Regions from separate parts of the Mus musculus genome. Here region 2 is linked to region 1. The links are chromatin contacts, found by Hi-C or POLR2A ChIA-PET in ENCODE. All regions are on one chromosome and are shown on one strand. The core of a region is the stretch at or near the end of the contact, and the rest is flanking DNA. Distances in the headings are between cores, read along the strand shown. Region 1 holds the start of Tnfrsf19 (tumor necrosis factor receptor superfamily, member 19). Region 2 overlaps Tnfrsf19 (tumor necrosis factor receptor superfamily, member 19).

Region 1 (7,825 bases), core at 2,522-5,021:
TCCATTCATAGTCTTCCCCCCCCCCAATAGACACACATTTTCCGTACATCACTGATATAACCTATTTCTTTATGAGAGTTACTTTAACTGTTAGGGGGTCAGGAATGGTGGCAAATGTCTGTGATCCCAGCATTTGAAAAGTGGAGGCACAAGGTTATCCAAAAAAGAAAACACGCGCGCACGCACACACACACACACACACACACACAACCACAAAAACAAAACAAAACAAAACAAAAAACCCTAAGGAAGGCAAAGGAAAGTGAAGGCTGCAAATCTTATGTTTGGATAACTCAGAAACATTTAGAAAAACAGAAGCAGAGGAAGAGCTGGAAAGGGTTGCAACAGATCCAGCTGACATGTCCCTCATGGGGACAAAGGAATGGATTATACTAGGAAGTAGCTATTTCTACCTTTCAAACCTACATTGTTCTCTGCTCAGCCCCACAGCACATTTGCTTAAGCGATTGGAAGGGTAGACCATGTAGGCTCAGGAGGTCAGCCCTGGGCTTCAGGAAAACCAGAGAGCAACTCACTGTCCCTTCTCAGTCTCCCCACAGGCAAAAGGGCTGCAGATATTCCAGTGTTGCTCACCCCAGGGAAAGAAAACGATTGGACCAAGCCCCTTGCTTTACACTCAAGGGCACCAGCAGTGTGCAGGCTCTCTTAAGGTCATGGAGCTAATTAGTGGCAGCATCAGGAGTAGAAGTGAGAGGCCTTTGAAGACTTGGCCTTTCTGGGGGAACAAAGCTACCATTGAAGCAATAGATAGGAAATGCTTTGAAAAAAAAATGCGATATTGTAAGGGAGAACTGTCATAGACATATCTACTCCCAGCCAAGGCATCTGTGGCAATTAATTAAGAAAGGGCCTTTGAAGCCCCCCTGTGCCATAGCAAGAGTCTTCTTTTCTTTAAGACCGAAATGAAATGCGCTGGGTTTCAGTTCCCAACAAAGACACACGAAGTAAACAATTAACTGAATTAATTCAGGCACTGAAGTGGATTTTCAAGGACTTGACTTGCCCAAGCTAGTTTTCTACAAAGCCTAAATAAATCAGATAATTGCTAATTCTCCTCTTTGTTTTGCACTGAGGAGAGTCTGTTTGTTAAAATGAGCCTAGCAGCGAAATAAACAATCATTAGAACAATCTCCCAGCTCCACATCGGAGCAGGACAGCACATTCCAAACACACTGGTTCTGCTATTACATTAAAAAGACTACCTTTCTGTTTTAACTGAGACTCTTTTAACCAAATGTTTTAAGACCCAGACTGTCATAAGCATGGTTGGTGGCTCCCCCTTCCCCCACCCCACCCCCACCCCCAAAACAGAAACATCCTTCTGGCATAACTGAACACAAGTTAGATCTGGGCACCGTTCCTACTGATTCACTTTTAAACACAGTCACTTTACCATGATTCTAAATAGCCTCTGCTTTGTAGCTATTCAGGCTTTGAAATTAATCCAAATATGCAAAGTGGCTCCGATTATCAGAGGAAAGTTGTGAAAGTAACTTAATTAGTTAGATGAGAAAAAAAAATAATCACAAATGAAACAGGAGTTTCAAGACCTTTCATCAGTATTTCAGAATGCAGAGCAACTATTCTTATCATTTACATTTCCTTGTTGCACACCTAACATAAAACAGACCACTGTGACAATAATAAAGTATTTTACCAAGTAAACCCAGGGCCAGAATATTAGGATGGGCCAATGTAGGTACAGAGCTCTAAGTCCTATTGTCCTGAGTGTCTGAAGTTCAGTGTAAAGATGTGTGTGTGTGTGTGTGTGTGTGTGTATCTGTGTCTGTGTGTATGCATGTCTTTGAGTGTGTTTGTGTGTGTGTTTGTGTGTGTGTCTGTCTGTGTGTGTTTGTGTCTGTATGTTTGTCTATGTGTGTGTGTTTGTGTGCATCTAAGTGTATGTCTTCATGTGTGTGTCGGTGTATATCTCTGTATTTGTATATCTGTGTTTTTGTGTGTCTGTGTGTATGTGTGCTTGTGTGTCTCTGTGTGTCTCTGTATTTGTGTGTGTCTCTGTATTTGTGTGTTTCTGTGTGTGTTTGTGTCTGTGTGTATGCATGTGTGTATGTGTATGTGTGCGTGCGTGCGTGTGTGTGTGTGTGTGTGTGTGTGTGTGTGTGTGTGTGTAGAAGTTATGAATTCACAAGTAGCAGTTAACTGGCAAGCTGGGTGCCCAGTATAATTTGGTTTTGTAGGGCACTAATTGAAGTGAAAATGTGGCTAAAATACTTCATGTAACATAATAACTGTTGATTGCCAGATAGTTTTGGTAAACAGTTGGCAAATTGTAACTCACAACAGCTGTCACTATATATTTAGAGTAAATGTTAATTTAAGAATATTAACCTCGGGAGTGTTTCTGTAAACAAAGCTTCTCCTATTTTCAGAGGTTACAGAGCCTGGCTTGGGTATTTTTAGCCAAACCTAACGCAGCTTGGCGCTCCCTGTTTCCGAGTTCCTCCGCTTTACACTTGAAAGGCTTCAGTCCTAAATGCCTTTGCAGAGATTCCCTTGGGAATGCGAATGGCAAGGACACATGTGCGATAGATTCACATCTCCCGGAGGCCGGAGAATAAAGTAGTAATATTGCTAGGATTGCTAGAGAGGAGTTTTGCTCCGTAGGGTGGGGGGAGATAGGGGAAGAGAAAGGAAGGTGGGGTGGGAGTGAGGGGGTGTTAACAGAATCCCACCGTTTCTAAATAAAGTAAGAGGAGGTTTTCCAGCCCAGCTTCCAGCGTCTGAAACCCTGCTGGCAACAAACATTAGCGAGGCTCTGTTTTTGTCCTGTTGGAACTACTCACTTCCAAGTAAGATTTGCATGACAGATATCAAACTCTTGTGCAAACCGCGAAACAATTGCATCAAGAATCAAATTCAGTTTCACGTGCACGCAGCCTGGTGCTGGACTTGGCTTCAGGCATGCTTGCTGGGAGCTGATAGCCATTTTTCCCCCTTTGAACATGCGAGGAAAACGCAGTGAAAGTTCCAACCACACACGAACGCCTACCTGCTACTCGCCAGTGCTGTGCTCCAGACTCACGCTTTCCGCAGCTTGGTAGCACTTCCGCGCCAAACGCTTTTACCTTCCCAAAAATGTGTGTGGGCGCAAGCCCAGACAAACTTCAAATCCAGGAAAATGGATTACCCGCGCAGATCAAAGGCAGGCGAACTAGGAGATGGAGTGCCTGTAATCTGATCGCCGATCAGTTGCTGCGCATCAAAGGCAAGGCTGAGTTTACTCGCTACGCGCGCAGATCTAGAAAGTTCGCTACCGTCTGGTTCTTTTGTTAAACGTGGGCCACGTTGTTCTGCCCCAGCTCTGGAGAGCAGGCTTCCCCAGCCTGGGCTGAGCGGCTGGATCTGCAGCTCTCTCTCGCGGTGCCCCAGCTGGGCTGCCTAGTGCCAGCGCTGCTGCGCCGCATCCCTTTCATCTCGCTGAGTGGCAGCTCCCATGACATCATGCCGTGCCGTGGGGCTGGCCGGGAGAAGCCAGTCAGCCTGATTTCTAGTCGCGTTGGTCTGTGCCTCGCCCGCGACAGCCCTGCAGTGTGTCTCTTGGCTGGGAGGGACACACCAGGACTGCTCTGGGCCTCTGTGCTCCGGGCCTGTAAGGTCCTGGATCGTTGCAGGTTCCAGTAGACAGCATCAAGCCGCTGCCTGTGACAAAAAGCACGAAGTCCCTACCAGAGCAGGGTAGTCCGAAACGCAGCAGAGCGGCACAGCAGTGTTTAATTAGGCCGTTTCTCCGAACACCTGCCTTACACCGCCAGGGTCACAGGCAAACGTTTTAAAAAGCTTGATTCCCCACCCCCAACCCCACGCGCGCGGCTCCCCACCCCAACACACACATACTGCGACAAGTCTTTAAGAATTAGTAAAATGTCTTTTCCTGGTGAAAGTATTACAGGTGGCGCCAGTCAAGTATGGCTTTCATTGAGTGAAGGAGTGGATACTACAACTTACAGAGATACCGCCACTAGCTCACTGGACACCTGGGTCAGAAGCTTGTTAATCTAAATTTGGGGTCCTAATAAAACAACAACAACAAAGGATGCCTTCCTTCTGAGTTGCAATCATGGATACCTCTAGCGACTCCTAAAAGTCACAGAAAGGTGACTTAGAGGAAAGCATTTGCTTGCAATCACTCCACAGCTTCTGTCCCAGGCAAAGCACAAATCACAGTTTGGATCCAGCTGAGAAATCGCCACCTTATTTTCTGTACTGTAAAACGGAACTTAGTGTCCGTTGTTTAGAATACCCACGAGGCTGGTAAAGCACTGTGGTCGGAATGTGGCATGTTTTTGAACATGGAGCTGTTTATTCTGGGAGAGAGAAAAGATTTCCATTATATGATGGAACTGCATCTGTTTGCAGAAGGGCACTGAAAAATATCATCTGCAGCACCCTTAGAGGAACCCACTTCCTTCCTGTGACTTCCTTCTCTTATCAGTTGCATCTCATTTTTCCTGGTGTGATATTTAAAAATAGTTTATGCCCTGTCTATCTCCAGCTGTCTTTGATTCCTGTGTAAATCTTGATGGCAAAATACTTGGTTTGTGAGTTCATTGTAACACTTAAATAGATCTATTTGGTTTCCAGTATTTTTCCCCAGTGGGAGGTGGAGGCTGAACCCCAGGGCCTGTTCATGCCCTCCATCTCTGAAATGTCCCTGAGACACATGGGGCTTACTTTGTACTTGTTTGTTTTCTTTTTCCTTTTCGAGACAGGGTCTCCAGTGTCATGAGCTGGCCTCAAAAGTGCTGTTTATTCAAAGACAGCTTTGAACTCTTGATCCTCCTAAAGGCTGGAATTACAGACATCCACTGCTACATTCAGTTTATGTGATTATGGTTTCTGAACTTAGGGCTTCATGCATATTAAACAAGCACTCCACCAATTGAACAATGTACCCAGCCTCACATCCTTCAAATGAGCAGGCATGCTTTTGCATACTATCCCAAGACACCTGTACCTACAGAGCTCCTGAGCTCCAAGGACTCATGAAATCAGGGGCAAACTATTTCCAAGAAGGCTGACTTTTCTCTGAGGTAACCCAGATGTTCCATGGTCTAGGGTCCATGCCCAGAGCCTTCATCAAGTTTGCTGTTCCAGAGCCAATGGAAACTGCTAGGTGCTCTTATCTCTGGGTGAGCAAGTTGCTTACAGGTCTCTACAGTTTACCACCCATGGGAAATGGGCAAGGATTGAATTCAGATGCTTATGTTTCTAGAAGCTTCCAGAAGGCATCTGGAAGCTACAGCTTCAAGGAACACGCCAGTCAAACCAGCTCTACGTGAATCTCACAAAGCAACACTGGTTGCTCAAATGCCTTAGCCCTATGCACTTGAGTTGGTCTTTTCTGAGACAAGAACTATCCATGTGGGAAATGAATCAACCCTGATGTTAGAGCCCCAGCTGTCCCCAGATGCAGAGGGTGGCTAAAGGCTGGTCTCCAAGGAAGAGTGACGGCTTGTTTGCACTGTGCTCAACTGAACTTCCTGCAATGTGAGATGTGTGTGGCCCAGCCCTTGAGACTCTGAAGGCAGTTGAGGGCTTGAAGGGGAGGCTCATCCCCTTTACCTCCAGGAGGCACAGAAGAAGGTGGGCAAAATCATTCAGCCAGTCAAGAAACTTGCTGCCAAGTCAAATGACTTAAGTTTCATCCCTAGGACCCACATGTTATTCACTGAGCTCACATGCACACACGATTAAATAAATAAATAAATAAATAAATAAATGTAATAATTTTAAAGATTAAAAGAGAACACAGATAAGTGAAATAAAATTAGATATTCTGTGTCCAGGAACCTATCACTATACTTGACATAAAGTCATGTGTCATTTAACTATGGGGATTTTTTTTTCTGAGAAATCTATCATGCAAACATCAGAATGGGTTACACAAATCTAGATAGTGTTATCTACCATACACTTAGGGAATCTGGTATACACACACACACACACACACACACACACACACAGAGAGAGAGAGAGAGAGAGAGAGAGAGAGAGAGAGAGAGAGAGAGAGAGATTAGTATATTGTTCATGATGAACCAAGTAATATTAAATTCAAACTCAGAGAAGGTGATGCAGTTGGAAGATGGAGTGGATAGTGGCAGAGTAACAGGCCTGTGTTACAGTGTTACAGTGTTACAGTGACCTTTTTTTTTAAATAAGAAAGCATATACTATTGATAATGAAAAAACATAAACACATAACTACACGAACCAGCAGCATGGTGCCTGTTGCTATTAACAAGTATTATGTCACATATTCTGGGACACAGCTATCTTAGGAACACTCAGCCACAGCATTTTGTCATTAACTCCTGGTTCCTTATCACAGCATAAATGGCAACTCTTACTCTCTTTACAAAGTTGCACTTTGGCCACTTGACTATGCAGCTGGAGAGTCAGCCTTTTGATACAGTAGAGTTGGATACAGTTCTCTAACATTGTAACTGGTCAGACAGACATCATCAAAGGACAGAAAGAGCTGCTGGGGAAGCATGGAGGAGAGGCCTCTCATGTTGCCCCTCCACCGCCACTAATTTTCTCATCCCTGGAAACATCCTTCCTTTGTTTATGTATTCTTCTTCATTGGTTTTTTTTTTTGCTCTTGCTTCTTCTCCCTCCTCATCCTTCTATTTCTTCGTTTGAGACAGAATTTTATATGTATTCCAGGCTAGCTTCTAATTCATGATCCTCTGTCCTCTCTTAGTTTGCTTTCCTGTTGTTCTGATAAAACATTCTGAAGAAAAGCGACTTAAGGTAGGCGAGGGGAAAGGGATCATAGTCCATCACTGAGGGAAGTCACGACATGCAAGCAAGCCAGGGACCCGTCAGAAAACATGGAAGAAAGTTGCTTTTTTGTTGGCTCTCTGGATCATTTCAGTTGGCTTTCATATACATCCCAGACACTGCTCCCCCATCACCACCACCTAGAGATGTGGCCCTCCTACACCAGTCATCAATCAAGCAACTTCTCACAGTTATTGGTCACACTGGCCACGTTAATCTGATCTTGGCAACTACTCACTTAAGGCTTCCTTTTCCCAGATCCAGAGCTCAGGATGACCAGTGATCTCTACCATCACATGCTTTGCCGTCTCCAGAATGCTGATTGAGAGAAGCATACAATATGCTACGAGGAGCAGATTGAATCCTGAGTGAACGTGTGTTGTTGGCAGGAATACAGCTATGCCTCAGACCTTCAGAAATGGCAAAACCCTCCTCTGGCTCAAGTACCAGTATTGAGGAAAGATTAACCTTTATTTAAAACCATTGTGTGAAAAGCTTTCCTTGGGGGTATGTCCAGATGTTGAGCAGGGTGTCTTGAAAAGCACCAAGCCCAGCTTCCTACTTCCTTGTAGAGTCCTCCCAATGAGACCGGTTGACCCACCTCCTTGTGCAGCATAGAATAAAGGGACCAGGCTTCTGTATTGTATCTTCCATCAGGTAAAGAACAGCTTATCCACATAGTGCACGCCTTTAATCCCAGCACTCCGGAGGCAGAGGCGGGCAGATTTCTGAGTTCAAGGCCAGCTTGGTCTACAAAGTGAGTTCCAGGACAGCCAGGGCTATACAGAGAAACCCTGTCTCGAAAAACAAAAAAATAAATAAACAAACAAAAAGAACAGCCTATCCTGTCCCAGCTTTTCTGTATGTGCACCTTCTCTGTGTGTGGCTTTTCTGTGTTTCTATTTCACATAGCAGGGTGCATTTAAGGTCTCCATGATAGGTGGGAGAGATGGCTTGGTGGTTAAGGATAGCTATTACTGAAAGGACTGGACTCAGCACAA
Region 2 (7,825 bases), core at 4,557-7,056, 34 kb before region 1:
TTTCCTACCTCCATTGTGGAGAAGCAATCCAATTTCCCCATGGTAATTTGGATCAATTACCCATCTGAACACTATTCTTTCTTTCTTGGCCTTTTGGCTTAAGGACATCAGAAGCTCAAAGTGGCCAGGGGCAGTCTCAGCTTCCAGTTCAAAGGAATGCTTGTTGTGTTTCCTGGCAGGAGGGTTCCCTCCTCTGGAACCAAAACTTCTAGGCCAGCAGGTTGTGTGAACAGGAAGCAAAAATGTTCCTAGTGAGTCATTAGGAATGATAGTGAGTGGAACTATTCCCTTTCCACTTCTGATTCCTGGAACCAAGGATCCTGGCTATGGGTGAAACTACCATGTATTGGATGATGATTCAAAGCATATACCACCTTCTGGAAGACCCTCACCCAGCTCTTCAAACTGCTACCACCTAATTGGTACTGTAACCGTGTCTTCAAAAGGTCATTCCAGCTTTCTATCCAGCTTTAGGATGGCGGGGAACATTGTAAGACCTGCAGCTTCTATGATCGTGGGCATACTGCTAGACTTCTCTTGCTGTGAGATGAGTTTCTTAGTCAGAAACAATACCAAGCAATACCATGACAGTGGATAAGGGATTCTGTAAGTTCATGGGTGGTGGCAGAAGCATTACATGCAGGAAAGGCAAATCCATAATCCAAATGAGTATCTACTCCAGTAAGGACGAAGCATTCCTCTGTCCATGGAGGAAGTTGTCCAGTGTAGTTGACCTGATACCAGGCTGCTGTCTGGTCACTCTGTGGAATGGTTGTTAGACCTGAGACTCAGAGTTACTCACTGCTGTTGGTATATCTGCCACTCAGCAGCAGCTATAGCCAAGTCAACCTTGGTTAGTGGACTGTCTATGTTGAGCCCATGTATAACCTCCATCTCTGTCACCACAGCCACTTTGTTCATGTGCCCATTGAGCAATGGCAGGAATGGCTGAAAGAGGCTGACCATCAGAAAGGCTCAACCTATTGAAGTCACCTTTCCAATGAATATTTACAATGGGACAAAAGTATCTTCAGATCCTTTGCCCATTTGGAGAGATCTACCCACATCCTCGCCAGATGTCTTTCTCACCAATTTTCCAATCATGCTTTTTCCAAGTCGCTGACAAAGCAGCCAATCCATTGACTACATCCCTAATCACAAATCACTAACGAGTAAACAAACACACATCTGGCCATTTTCCCTTCCAAACAAAATGTATGACCACGTGCACTGCCCAAAGTTCTGCTCGCTGTGAAGATTTCCCTTTGTCAGTATCTTTCAGGGTTGTTTCAAAAAGGAGTTGTAATGGGGCAGTTGTTCTCTTCTGGGCAATGCCTGCATAAGTAATGTATAGAACCATCAGTAGACCAGGTCCTAGTCGTCTCTTCCTCAACTAACCAATCATAGGCAATATTCCGTGAGGTTACAGTGGCATTTCTGGGTATAGACAGCAATATAATGGGAGTAGAGAGCATAGGCATTTGGATAACTTCTTTGTATAACTTACTTGTGCCTTCAGGACCCACTTGGGCCTGAGCAGGTATCTATCATTTCCATATGATAATAGATTGCTATTGTGCAAGTTCTAGTCAATGGCTTGGTGTGTTCAATAACACCCAGCTCATGATGGGCTGCTCAGGTTGCATGGTAACTTAGTGGCTCATTATCAAATATTTAGTTTTCACTAAGGCCCAATAGCAGCCTGAAATCTGTCTCTCAAAAATAGTTGTCTGCAGATACGGTAGAGCCTGCTCTAAAATCTCAAAGGTCTCTGATGTAATTTGCCAATAGGGGCCTGGTAAAAGCTCCAACCAGCGTCCTTGTCTACCATTGACACAGGTATCATTGGGTCTAAAGGACAATATGATCTCAAGTGGTATAACAGCCTGGATAGCCGCCTGGGCCTGTTGAAAGCCTTTTCCTGGGCAAGGCCCCACTCAAAGTTATCAGCTTTCCAAGTCACGTATATGGACCAGAGTAACATACTTAACTGAGGAATGTACTGTCTCCAGAATCCAAATAGGCCTGCTAAACATTGTGTTTCTTATCCTTAGAAGAAATATCTCTTCATGGCCCATACCACTGGACTCCAAAAAATTTCATTGTGCTAGAAGGCCCTTGAATTTTGGTTGGATTTATTTCTTATCCTGATACACATATGTGTTACCAATGAGTTCAAAGTGGTTGCTATCTCCTGCTCACTTGCTCTAATCACCATAATGTCAATAGAAGGCACCAAGGTGATATTTTGCAGAAGAGATAGACAATCAAGATTCCTTTGAACTAAGTTATGACACAGGACTGGAGTGTTAATATATCCTTGAGGCAAAAGTGTGTAAAGGTTTACTGCTGGCCTTACTAACTGAAAGCAAATTGCTTCTGGTGGTCCTTATGGACAGGTATTAAGAAAAAGCCATTTGCTGCATACCAGATGTATTAATTTGCACAGCAGCTGCAATTGAAGTTAATTGAAGACTTTTCAATAGTCATTTACCATTCTCTACAATCCTCTCTCTCTTCTACATTGGCCAGATGTGATGGGAATCAACACCCCTGTATCTCTCAAGTCCTTGATGGTGGCACCAATTTCTCCAGCTCCTTCAGGGACTTGATGGTGTTTTTAATTCACTATTTTTCAAGGCAGAGGCAACTTTAATGACTTCCATTTAGCCTTTCCAACCATAATAGCCCTTACTCCACAGGTCGGGGAACCAATGTGAGATTTCTGCCAACATCTAAGTGTATCTAACCCAATTATTCATTCTGGGACTGGGAAAATAACCACAGGATTAGTTCAAAGGCCACTGGACCTATTGTGAGTCAGACTTCAGCCAAAACTACCTTAAACTTAGCCGGGCATGGTGGCACATGCCTTTAATCCCAGAAAATCTGATGGTTTCCTTTCTACCAAGTGTTCAGTTATCCTTGTAAAGGCTATAGGTCCCTCTTGGGAAGGCCAGAGAAAGGCTAACAGTAAAACTCTTGGGTATTTTATCAATGTCCTTCCTTGGGGATCCTGGCCATTCTTTCAATCAAAGAGTTCTGGATCTGCAAACTTGTCACGTCTGGAAACTGGTTATAGACTGAGATTCCCTTCTATCATGATACAATGTAACCTTTCATTTGTTTGAGGGTTTTTTCCCCCCACTTATACAGATCAAACAAAAATACAGTAGACTTCTCCTTTATTTCATGCCTGGAAACACCATGATTGACAAGCCAATACCAAAGGTCCTACAAGTTATACCACCATTACAGTCATTCTGCCCATTATGTGTCAGGCCAGTATGGACATTGCTTTGTCTGTGCTGGTCATTACAATAACTATGATCACCTCGCCTTTGACCATTCAGTACTGTCACCTGGCCCCTGCCAAGTCAGGATCCAGCTAAGCCTATTGTATTGAATTTATCCAACTGAGCAGCAGCATCTCTGACCCTAAAGTCTAGCACACACACACACACACACACACACACACACACACACACACACAAGGTTGATGACAAAACTCAAGCCAGCCCAAGGACAGACTGCCTGTGATAGAAGCTAGCCATACAGGATGGGCAGAATCATCCCAGAATTCACTAATTATCACCTTCCCCTTTAGGCTACCACTGTAGTCCAATTTCGCTTCTAACAGCCAATCAGCTTCCTGTCTCAGCTTCCTGCAGGGATTACGGTGTTAGCCACTACATCCTCAAGTGTACACACATCCTCACATGAAGCCTGCACATGCTTCAGAGATAGTTAGAGTGGGAAAAGATAGAAAGTCCATCAGGCTCTTCCCAGTGTGGGGATGGAGGCTAGGACCTCATATGTGTTAAGTAAATACTTATCACAGAGCTACGTCTCCAGCCCAGTGGTTAGTTTTATTTTCCGGCTGCATCTCACTAAGCACTCCAGACTGCCCTTGAACTCACAGTGCTTCCTCGTAGTCATCCATCAACGCTGGCTCTTTCTACCCCCTCTTCCAAGATGATCCCAGAGCCTTGAGAGACAGGGGAAGCTATCGATGTCCCACGTAAGGCTAATACTCCCTAGTCTCTTAATTATGTATGCTGACAAGTTATGGGTCTCTGCGTTAACTGCCATCTACTTCACAAAGAAACTTGGTGGGGTTTGGAAGGGGAACTGGCTTATGAGCATAGCCATAAGTTGCTAGGAGTTGTTTTACTACTATGTCCATTTAGCAGAATAATGGTAGCAAGTTCTTCTCTAGGGCCTATGACCTATCTAGCTTCAGATTCATGGCCCTGATAATGGTGCCAGGCATGGGTTCTGTCTCACGACACAGGCCTTAAGTTCAATAAGAAAGTGGTTACTTTATGGTATCTCACAGGATTTCTTACTTTTCTCCTCTGGTATTATGCAGAACACCTTCTGGCAACACGAAAGCTGGCTGAAGGTCTGAATTCTGCCAGTCAGTACCAGATTGATTTCCGCCACGTATTCCAAATGAAACCCACATCTGCAGATTCAAAGCTAACATCTGTATATGAAAGACAATATGAGAGGTTTGTTTTTCTGGATCTTGGTTACCTCACTCCAGATGACCGTTTTCTAGTTACCTCCATTTCCCTACTTTCATTTTTCTTAAAAGCAAAATAATATTTTATTGTTTAAATGTGCTACATTTTCAGTATTCATGCCTCAGTTGATAGACAGTTAGGCTGTCTCCAGTCTCTGGCTGTTAGGGATAGAAAGCGCCATCAGTAAGCTTGACTGAACAAGTGTCGATGATGAAGGACACCCTTTGGGTATGTGCGCCAAAGTAGTGTAGTGGGATCATACGGTGGGTCTATTTCTAGCTTTTTTGAGAAACTGCCACACTGATTTCCATAACCGCTACATGAGTTTGCATACCCATCAGCAGCGAATACGGGCGCTCTTCTCCCACCCACCAACAGTCAGCATTTGTTATTTTGTTGTTATTATTAAACCTCCCCATTCTAATTGGGGTAAGGCAAAGTCTCAAGTTGGTTTTGATTTATAGTTTTGGGGTGGCTATAGATCAACCACTCTCTTCATCTTGAGTACCTTGGCTACCTGATGTTCTGGATAAAGCCCAGACAGGGCAAAAAGGATGCAAAAAACCCCACCATAATCTGAGGAACTAGCTCACAAGTTAGAATTCCTTTAAAGTTGTTAACAGAGATTGTCTACTGGCCAGCAGCGGTCATCTCTGATGCTTTGAAATTTTTTTTTTATTTATTTATAATTCTACCATTTAAAGTTCAGTGCTTGCAAGACCATCTGTCCTCCTTGAAATCAGAACAATCATAAAGATAGGCATTCAGAAGGAAGTTCTTTGGACTGAGGGGTCTTTGCAGGAGGTCATTGTTCCAGGCTTTGCTGCTTTGTATGGGGCTTGTGGCTGCACTGTGGACAGACTCGTGTTTTTGCTGAGCACTTCTGCTGCTTAGAGCACCAGGAGGAGCTTGCAAAGGCTTTCCTTGAGCACAGAGGGGCCTCCCCCACAAGCACCTCCCGGGATCAAAGCGCTGCACACGTGACCTTCGGGGGCGGGTGCCACATTGTTCACATGAGAAGCTTCTCAAAGGCTCCAGCCCGAGCAGAGCGTTTCAAAGTCAGGCTTTGATCCTGGCAGCCAGGACTGTCAGGGACCCATGTACAAGTTAGGACACAACAAAAGAGGGAGGAGAAAGGAAGGGGAGAGAGGCGGAAAGAGGGGGAAGGAGAGGAGGGAGAACGAGTGTGTTAACTCAAAAGACATGAGGCGTTTCTTCTCAGGCCAGCATTGAAATAAGAAGCAAAATGAACACGATTTCCTACGTTGGCTCCAACACTGTGTGGGCTGGTGCGCCAACTCGGCCACTTGCTGGCTAAGTAATTCTGGGAACTCGGATCCTCCGTCTGCTTGCTGGTGAGATGGGAATAGTGATATCTGCCCTACGGGGTTGTTCTGAAGAATAAGTGGGAAAACATATAAAGCCTAAATCAAGCACAGTGGGCACCCATTAAACAAATTATACCGATGGCTATTATTACTTTGGATTTTCTACAGACCAATAAATCAACTCTCCTGATTAAACTTTAATAACATATTTGGGTGGTGGAGGCAGGAAGGTTGTGTGTTCAGGCCAGCTGACACAGTATAGTAAACTCCTGAGTGCAATTTCATCTTGTAAAGAACTTGCGTAGCTTATGCACAACCCTGGGCTCAAACCTCATGGGTGGGGAACGGGGGAGGACAATGAGGCTTCCCTGGAGAACACGCTCAGGTTATCGAATCCTAACTTTTTCTAGTTTACTTGAGATGTACCTCTTTCTATCTAAAGCATCTTATGGGGGGAATCATCATCCTAAAATGCATTACAAGTTTTCTACATCAAAAAAACAAAAAACAAAAACAGAAACAGAAACAAAACAAAAAAAAAAACAAAAACATCTCAACCACCATTCAGTGCAACTGGACTTCACTCTGCGGAGTCACCTGCTTGACTGTTTCACAGATGTGGCACCAGCGTCTACCCTGCAGCTGTACTGACTTCAAGGCTCAGGCAGACAGCCCACTGTCACTCCTGACTCCTGCAGAGACAATTCCCTCCACATTCCACCCCCTCCCACCACGAAGAACCAGATGCATGCTCCAAGGGGACAAAAAGACCAGCAAGACACCTCTAACCGTGGGAGATCTTTTACACAGTTTGTACCACATAAGTAGCATTGTGACCAATGTGTTCATGCCATATAGTTTCCTGTGTCATGTATACTCACGGTACTTTTATACAATGAGCATCTCTTAAAATGTGCATGTGCTCATGATGTATGTGTGTGCATGCATGTGTGTGTGCATGTATGTGCAAGTGTGTACGCGTGTGTACACATATGTGTATATTCCATTTTACACTAGGCCCAATCATACATAAAGGAGCAACCAGGTTGCAGAGCCTCATGCTTCACTCTCCTTACTGGATGCCAGCCTTCTGTGTTCAAATTCACAGATTCTGGGGACAGCAAGAGCCATTTTCACTGGGGTGGCTTTAAGGGAATGAAAACCTATCTCCATACCAATTGTGCCACACACCTTAAATCCCAGCACTTGGGAGGCAGAGGCCAGAGGATCTTTGTGAACTGGAGGCCAGCCTGGTCTACAGAGAGAGTTAGAGGGCAGCCAGGGCTACATAGAGAGTCCTGTCTCAAAAAAGGAAAGAAAGAAAGAAAGAAAGAAAGAAAGAAAGAAAGAAAGAAAGAAAGAAAGAAAGAGAGAGAGAAAGAAAGAGCCTATATTCAATATAACTTGTAAAATGACACCCATGAAATAGCTATCATATTGTGTTCTGGGAACTCTAACGATGTTTATTTAAAATATACTTTCTTCGAGACTTTTTATTTTTAGAAAACTCGTCTGATATTATTGTTAAATTCATTAAAACAAAACAAAACAAAACAAAACAGCTCTAGTTGGTTCATGACAAGCTAATTGGTGGTGTGAGCTCAGTTTGTAATTCCACACATGGAATTAGGTAGAAACTTTGAATTAACTGGAAATCCAGGGAACCTGTTTCCAAGGAATGAGATCAGTGTGTGCTGCTGCATCTCTGAGCGGCCACACATCCAAAGCACCATAAACACGGAGCACTGTAATTACTCGTAATCCAGGCGGTACGTAAACAGAACATAAATATTAAATTATACCCCCTTGCCCTCCAATAAGCCTGTCCGCTTTGAGGTTTTTATTTCATTCAGCGAAGCCCGGTGCTTAACATGCCTTGAAACTTCTACAAGGGTCAAGAAGTAATGACCACGTGGAAAGAAGTGAACAACTGACGGCGCCACCCAGCCTCCAACCACCGCAATTCTG

Evidence for each region. Hi-C counts contacts between places; a loop is a spot of excess contacts on that map. ChIA-PET counts read pairs that join two places held with the same protein, here RNA polymerase II (POLR2A).
Region 2: a map of left cerebral cortex shows a loop between it and region 1 (2.9-fold over the local background). The contact joins the enhancer-like site here to the promoter of Tnfrsf19 in region 1. A Hi-C loop is called at or near these places in 5 of 37 maps with a recorded cell type or tissue (T-helper 1 cell, adrenal gland and left cerebral cortex). POLR2A ChIA-PET finds 5 or more read pairs at or near these places in 4 of 5 experiments (Patski and embryonic stem cell).

Annotation. Positions count from the first base shown.
Region 1 is chr14:61,043,084-61,050,908 of GRCm38, forward strand. Tnfrsf19 (tumor necrosis factor receptor superfamily, member 19) reads right to left here and starts at 3,772. Exons shown (of 10, transcript NM_013869.5): 1 at 3,032-3,772. It overlaps Gm41167 (a long non-coding RNA gene), which reads left to right. Exons shown (of 3, transcript XR_874677.2): 3 at 7,083-7,539.
Region 2 is chr14:61,007,044-61,014,868 of GRCm38, forward strand. The region is part of intron 3 of Tnfrsf19 (tumor necrosis factor receptor superfamily, member 19); the gene reads right to left. Among named protein-coding and RNA genes, the nearest start is that of Gm41167, 27 kb to the right of the region's middle. Within about 2 kb of position 5,807, at least 3 of the 3 ENCODE cell types and tissues checked have a DNase peak (open chromatin) inside an H3K27ac peak, as active enhancers do; they include left cerebral cortex, where a contact is called at or near this core.